Regions from separate parts of the Homo sapiens genome. Here region 1 is linked to region 2. Evidence: chromatin contacts called from ENCODE Hi-C or POLR2A ChIA-PET data. All regions are on one chromosome and are shown on one strand. The core of a region is the stretch at or near the end of the contact, and the rest is flanking DNA. Distances in the headings are between cores, read along the strand shown.

Region 1 (3,821 bases), core at 1,223-3,722, 75 kb after region 2:
CTTTTTCTGTCTCAGTTGATACGAATATATGGCTTTTCTTGTTTTGTCTGTTCATAAGGCATATACATTTGAAACATTTGGAAGTACTGAACTACTCATGCATTCCTGTGATAAACCTTAGCTGTGGTACATTTGTATTTCTTATATATGTTGGATATGATATGCTAATATTTTATGGAGGGTTTTTGATAGCCTGGAGTTTCTCTGTAAGCTTGTTAATGACTCAACCCACTTTGCGTCCTTCCTTTTGAGATATTCATGTATTCATGGTCTAGTGTGGGTTATTCTGAATCCTGGTCTCTCTTTCCTCTCTGTGTGGTTGGTGTTCTTTTGGGTTTATCTGTTTCTCCTTTTTGCCTACATGTTAGAAAAACTTGAAGTTATGCAGCTCAATTCAGGAACAGGATGTAGGAAGAAGTATTTGAGTCCAGTAGCTAGATTCAAATTGATTTGCGTCACATTATTGAGGTCCTACCAAGTGCTGGGTCCCTGTTGTCACCTTAGAAGAACAGTTTATTTGTGTTTATCTGAGCAGTCTAGTTCTCCATTAGCAGGCACATGAGAGGAGGTATTGTTGAGGATGAACCTTTCGTCCATGTCTCTTTGTGGCCTCCCTGTTTCCTCCAGATGCATCCAGATCAGGGCAGAAGCAGAGCCTGCTTCATGGGGACTGAAAGGCCTTCTTTGTCTTTCCACCAGGAGGCTTTTGCAGTGGCAAGGAGGCCTGAGAATGACCCCGCAGGCCGGGTGAGGGGAAATGTAGGGAGTGGCCAGGTTCCAGCCTAACAGGTTATTTTTAAAAAGTGAAGCCCAATGAGGTGGGGAACTTTCTGAAGGGAGGTCTTTGTTTTCACTTGGCACTCAGATGACTCAAAAGTGAGAAAGCAAAGGAGAATGCAGGCAGCAGGGGAGGGCTGACTCTACGCCAGCCTTCTGAAATGACTTCAGCTGTACCTGGGCCTGCAGGTCACAATGATCATGCCTTTGAACTGGGGACACGGTTGAAAAGGCTGGAGGAGGAAGAAAGGGGCAAGGTGTCCACGCCATAGTCCCACTGTCTGCCTGACTGAAGGGCGGTTTACCACAGCTGGCTTTTTGTTCCCTAAAAAATGCAGCGGCCAGAGAGCAGGTGGGAGAGGCCCTCTCTGGGGAGTTGTTCCTCAGAACTGGGTCTGGGGGCAGGAGAGGGGGCCAGCTAATGGCCTGCAGAAGTGGCAAGGCCTGCTGCCTGCTTGCTTGACTCAGCGGTTTAGTTTATGGCAGAGTTTGCACAGACGGAATCGCTTGACCATGTTGTCAACAATCTGAGGCAGCCAAGCCAGCCAGGGAAGTTTTTTTGTTGGTCTCACCGGCTGTCTGGACCCTCCCACTGGAGGCGACCCTGCTCCCCACCTCACCGTGCAGCCTGGGTCCCTGGAGGCTCCCTGGGACATTCCTGCCACCTGCTGCCCTCCTCTCCCACCCAGCTCCTCTCCCTTTTCTTCTGGCCACTATTCTGATTTCAGTCCCCATTGCCTTGCTAGAACTGACACAGCCTCCTACAAACTGACTTCTGTGTCTTTTCTCTCCCATCTCCAGTCCACCTGCTACTAGATTCATTTTCCTGAAGAACAATTCTGCTGTGGCTCTTCTCTGCTCAATAACCTTCACTGGCTCCCCATCGCCCACCTAGCATATCTACTTCCTCAGCCTGGAATCTGATCCCCACCCCATCCCGCCAGCTTTGCTTCCCATCACACCTCTTCACATACCTGTGCAGTTTGCCTAACATGGACAACAACCCTCTTGTTCCCAAATATACTCTTGTGCTTTCCCACCCCTATGCCTTCTGTGGCTGTGTTCCCACTGCCAGAAGCCTCTGATTCCCCTTCTCTGTGTGTTGGAATGCTTTTGTGGAGTCCACACCAGGGCCATGTCTGCTCTTCATACGGGACATGCCTGACCTTCTCCTTCCTCTATTCCTCACAAATTGTAGCTCTCTGGTGGTATTTATCCCCTGTTTTGTTGTCGTTACTTGTGTCTGGATCTTAAGCTCCTTACCCTTTAGGACAGGGTCCGTGTCTAAGCTGTCCTCATATCTTGCTCATCTCCTGGTGACAACACACTGCACTTAGAGGAATCATCATTTTTGTGCTACTTTGTGCCAAGACCTCAAACATTATCCTATTTGTTCCTCCCAAGAAACTTCTGAAAGAAGTTTTAATACCTAACATTTGTTGAGCATTTACTGGAGCAGTACCAGGCTGTTCTAAATATTTTGCCTGAATTAGTTCATTTAATCCTTGTATTAACTCATTAACTCTTTGTAGTATATTTGATTATTATCCCTCATGCCAAAGATGAGGAAACTGAGGCCCAACGGGGTGAACTAGCCCCTACTGTCTGTGTTGAGTGACTGTCTGACCTGTGGGGGTTGCTAGCCATGCTTTATTGCTCCTGTTTGGCCTTCCTTCCTCTGATGGAAGGCAAGCCTTTGGCTAACACTCATACTTCCTTCCCCAGGCCCCACAGGGCACAACGTGATGATCACACGTTCTCAACAATAGTGATTTTTCATCCGTGACACATGCTTACAAATCCCTTAATGGCTTTTCTATTCTTGTTTTGTCGTTTTTTATCCCAGACTAATTTCTTCTTCCCCAGGCTGGCACTTATTTGGCATTGTGCTGCCTGGGGTTTTAATCAAGGCGGCCTACACCCACATTGTGAAACTCAACAGGCACTCACTTCTGGCACGGGCCCAGGGCTGGGTGCCAGGCCTCCTGCTGGGACTGGCCCCACAGCTTCTCCAAATATTTATTTCCCCAGGATAGTGGCAAAAGTACTCAGCAGCAGAACTATTTCTTCTGTGTCAAGGTTCCTTAGGATTATCTTTGGCAAAATGGCAACCAGTGCCGTCTCGTAGCCCTAATGCCAAGCACAGAGCTGGACGTGTATTTGGCCATCAGTAGATAATCCTTGAATGAATAACTTCATTCTCCTTTCCTTTTTAAAAGCTAGGGTTGCCTGACTGGGAAACCAGGAAAATTCTGAAAACAGATGTATCAGTTAGCTTTTGCTAGATAACAAATACAGACACTTCTCAACTTATGGTGAGGTTACTCCTGAGAAATCCATTGCAAGTTGAAAGTACTGTTAAGTCAAAAACGCATTTAATACCCTCAACCTACCAAACATTATAGCTTAGCCTGGCCCACCTGAAACATGCCCAGAACACTTACATTAGCCTACAGTTTGGCAAAATCATTTAGTACAAAGCCTATTTGGTAATAAAGTGTTGAATAACCCAAGTAATTTATTGATGTTCTACTGAATGTATATCACTTCCATACCATTGTAAAGTTGAAAAATCATAAGTTGAACTATCATAAGTCCAGCCATCATAACTGTAGGCACAAAACCTCAGTGGCATACAGCAATAAAAGTTCATTGCTGACATGACTGAGGTCAGCTGGGGATTGGCTCTGCTCATTATAAATTAGGCTTGCTTCTGTGGCTGGGGGTTGGCTGCTGTCATCTGATCTGGGCTGGCTTCTCCTGGGGTAACTGCAGTGACAGCACTGTCCACGTGCCTCTCATCCTTCTGAGGCCAGCAGGCTAGTAGCTCGAGTAGAGAAAAGTGGTCAGATAATTGCATTGTCACAAAGCACACATTGGGTGGTATGAGCACACCAAACTCAAAAGGACCTACCTTTGCTGTGGCACTGAAGAGTGGCCACATTTCATTTTAAGAAAAATCAATATGTAGATATATTTGCTGGTAGAACTCTCTTTTCAAATGGAATCTTACAGAGAACATGAGTAAATGATTCTTATAAGCT
Region 2 (3,494 bases), core at 169-2,668:
TACAAAATTAGCTGGGCGTGGTGGCTCATGCCTGTAGTCCCACAGGCTTGGGAGGCCGAGGCAGGAGAATTGCTTGAACCCAGGAGGTGGAGGTTGTAGTGAACCAAGATCATGCCATTGCACTCCAGCCTGGGCAACAAGAGTGAAACTCCATCTCAAAAAAAGAAAAGAAAAGAAAATTCTAGAAATCAGCTGACATCAGTAGGGTGGTCAAATACCTGTAGACCCAAAAGGCTTGTGAAAAACAGAAGTTCTTACTCCCATAACTCCCCATGTTTCTCCTCAGAGACAGCTACTCCGGCTTTACCCGTATCTATAGTTATAAATAATATGTGAGCTGTCATCTTCTGATTCAATTCTACATGTTAACTAGTCACTTCTTGTTACCTTCTCTCTTAGCTTGGGCTGCCATAACAAAATACCATAGACTGGGTGGCTTAAACAACAGGAATTTATTTCTCATAATGCTGTAGACAAAGTCCAAGATTAAGGGGACAGCAGGGTAGGTGTCTGGTGAGGGCTCTCTCCTTTGGTTGCAGACAGCCACCTTCTTGCTGTGTCTTTACATGGCCTCACTCTGGTGCATATCAGTGGAGAAAGCATGAGAGGAAGCTCTCTTGGTGTCCCTTTTTATAAGGGTACTAATCTCATCATGAGAGGTTTAGACTGCATCTAAACCTTATTACCTACCAAAGGCCCTACGTCCTGATACCATCACACTGGGATTTAGGGGTTCAACATATGGATTTGGGAAGCACACGTTTGGTCTGTGGCACCATCTACATGATTGAAGCTTCCTTTCTCCATGTTATAATTCTTTTTTTTTTTTTTTTCTTTTTTTGAGACAGGGTCTCACTCTGTCATCCAAGCTAGAATGCAGTGGCACAATCACAGCTCATTGCAACCTCAACCTCCTGGGCTCAAGCAACCCTCCCACCTCAGGCTCCTGAGTAGCTGGGACTATAGGCATGCACCACCATGCCTGGCTTGCTTGCTTGCTTATTTACTTAATGTAGAGACAGAGTCTTCCTATGTTGCCCAGGCTAGTCTTGAACTCCTGGGCTCAAGCAATCCTCCCGCCTCAGCCATCCAAAGTGCTGGGATTCCAAGGTATGAGCCACTGTGCTCAGCCTATTCGTTTATGATTTAAGTCAATATTCTGTGTTTATTATCCTTACATAAATATTATTTAGAGCTGAGTGTTGTAGTGAACAATGATTTCTTTTGATTTTTACTAAGGTTAATAATAGAGTGGGTTTGTTTTGTTTTGTTTTTTGGTTTTTGGTTTTTTTTGCTTAGGTTTTTTTTTTTTGGCGTTAGTTCTCTCTTTATAGACACTCTGTTTCTAGAAACAACTCGCCTGCAGCTGGCTGGCTGGACCAGCACACGCTGACGGGGCTGGACTATTTACAGGCCTATTGTGGGCTGTACTTTGGCCACCCCCCGGCACAGCACTCAACTGTGACAATAAAATAAGTTAGGTCCAGCCGGGCAGGGCTTGGAGGGGGCAGGGACGGGGGCTTTACACACAAGTGCTGGGGGGCTTGGGGCCTCAGTACTCTCAAGGGCCGGGCTTTGTAGCTAATTTTGTCTCACATTTTTTCCAATTGCCTCTCAGTGAAGTTTCCCACAAGGCCAATCACGTCACATAATCAGAGTTCCCATTTTTATCTTGGATGTATTTCTCCTGGGGCCCTCCCTTCACTGTCATCTGTGGAATTCCTTTTGCCTTTCTGTTGGGTTGAATTCCTTGTTTTCTTATCTTCCTTATTGTCCTCTTTCTTGCTTTCCTCCCACATTGTGATGGAGAAGTTCCCTAACAGCTTCAATCGATAAAAAGAAAGTAAAATGACATCAGGCATGGTGATGAGAGCCTTTAACGTGGTTTGGCTGTCTTTCGAGTCACTCTGTTCCAGTCTGGTTACCTTCTATGTCTGAGGCATCTGTCATGCTTGGATTTCCCTTCATCCTGGGGATGACCTTCACCTCTCTCTGTAGTTCTCTTGTTGGTTTATTCCATGTTGCCTTTTTTAAAGTTTATGCTCTCCTTTTGGTGAGTCATGTCCTTCAGTAGATTCCTAAGAAAGGGTGCATGGAAGGTAAATTTTTCAGATATTACATATCTGAAAAAAATATATTCTCCACTTGCCCTTCATTGATAATTTTTGCCAAGTAATTTCTAGATCAAAAATAATTTTCTTTCAGTAATTTGAAATCATTGGTCATTGTCTTCTAACATTCTATTTACTTTTAGAAAAGATTAAAAACCATTCTTGTTTCTGCCTCTTTTATTAGGCAACCTGTTTGTTCTCTGGTGGTTTAAAGAACCTTCTCTTTGTACCTGATGATCTGAAACTTCATGATGTACCTTGATTTGGGTCTATTTCATCCACTGTGCTGGGTACTTAGAGGAGTCCTTTTATGTAGAAATTCACATCCAGAAATTCTGAGTTTTCTTGAGTTATCTGATTTGAGTTTTCTTGAGTAGCTGATTTCTTTCCCTCCATTTTCTTCACTCTCTCTTCCTGGAACTTTTTTTTTTTTTGGAGACAAGATCTGACTCTGATCTCAGCTCACTACAGCCTTGACCTCCTAGGCTCAAGCAATCCTCCTACCTCAGCCTCCCAAGTAGCTAGGACTACAGGCACGTGCCATCACACCCAGCTAATTTTTGTATTTTTTTGGTAGAGATGGGGTTTTGCCATGTTACCCAGGCTGGTTTTGAACTCCTGGGCTCAAGCAGTCCATCCACCTCGGCCTCCCAAAGTGCTGTGATTACAGACATGAGCCACCTCTTCTGGCCCCTGGAACCTACTAATCAGATGTTTGACCTTCTGAACCCATCCTCTAACTTTTTTACTTTATCTCACCTGTTTTTTTCTTTTCGTTGTTTTTATCTTTTCTAGGTTTTCTCGATTTTATCATGCAGCATTTCTATTGATTTTTAATTTCTACTATTCCATTTTTAATTTAAAAAACTATTTTTGTTTTGAAGGACTATTTTTATGTCCTTCTTGCAACCTCCTGTTTCTTTATCACTTTTGTAATATCTTTTCTCTCTAAGATACTGATGATTTTGGGGTGGGAAATGTTTTCTTCTACCCCTTCAAAGTTACTTTCTTCCAGTTTGTTTTTTGGTTTTTGCTCTCTGCCCTGTTATATAGGCTTTGCTTTCTTCATAGATCCAATAATCTTGGTTATCTGCCTATGCTTTAAGAGTGCAAAGCTCTCTGGATGCTCTGAGCATGTGGATGGGGCTTATGAACCTTGAACTTCATTGAAGATTGACCTGGCTGGGCTGTGTGTTGGGGAATCCCCAAAGTCAGTATCTTTGTCTTTTTTCTTATGCTAATGAAGACCTGGCTGCCAGTATTCTTAGAACCAAGCAGAGGGAAAGGTTAGGGATTGGACAGATGAGGAAGTCTTCATACTGAATACTTAGTCATTTAAGGCCTTTGTTTCCACTATAATGTTCAGACCTTCAACTGTGCGCC

Evidence for each region. A loop is a pair of places that touch in the nucleus more often than their neighbours do. ChIA-PET counts read pairs that join two places held with the same protein, here RNA polymerase II (POLR2A).
Region 1: a map of HepG2 shows a loop between it and region 2 (7-fold over the local background). The contact joins two enhancer-like sites. A Hi-C loop is called at or near these places in 1 of 168 maps with a recorded cell type or tissue (HepG2). POLR2A ChIA-PET finds 5 or more read pairs at or near these places in 5 of 52 experiments (AG04449, GM12878, Panc1 and 2 more).

The regions. Positions count from the first base shown.
Region 1 is chr3:32,419,613-32,423,433 of GRCh38, forward strand. All of the region lies in intron 1 of CMTM7 (CKLF like MARVEL transmembrane domain containing 7), which reads left to right. Among named protein-coding and RNA genes, the nearest start is that of CMTM7, 30 kb to the left of the region's middle. RefSeq lists enhancers at 28-1,227, 459-518, 579-648, 739-818. Within about 2 kb of position 2,473, at least 34 of the 41 ENCODE cell types and tissues checked have a DNase peak (open chromatin) inside an H3K27ac peak, as active enhancers do.
Region 2 is chr3:32,345,998-32,349,491 of GRCh38, forward strand. All of the region lies in intron 1 of CMTM8 (CKLF like MARVEL transmembrane domain containing 8), which reads left to right. Among named protein-coding and RNA genes, the nearest start is that of CMTM7, 44 kb to the right of the region's middle. Within about 2 kb of position 1,419, at least 3 of the 41 ENCODE cell types and tissues checked have a DNase peak (open chromatin) inside an H3K27ac peak, as active enhancers do.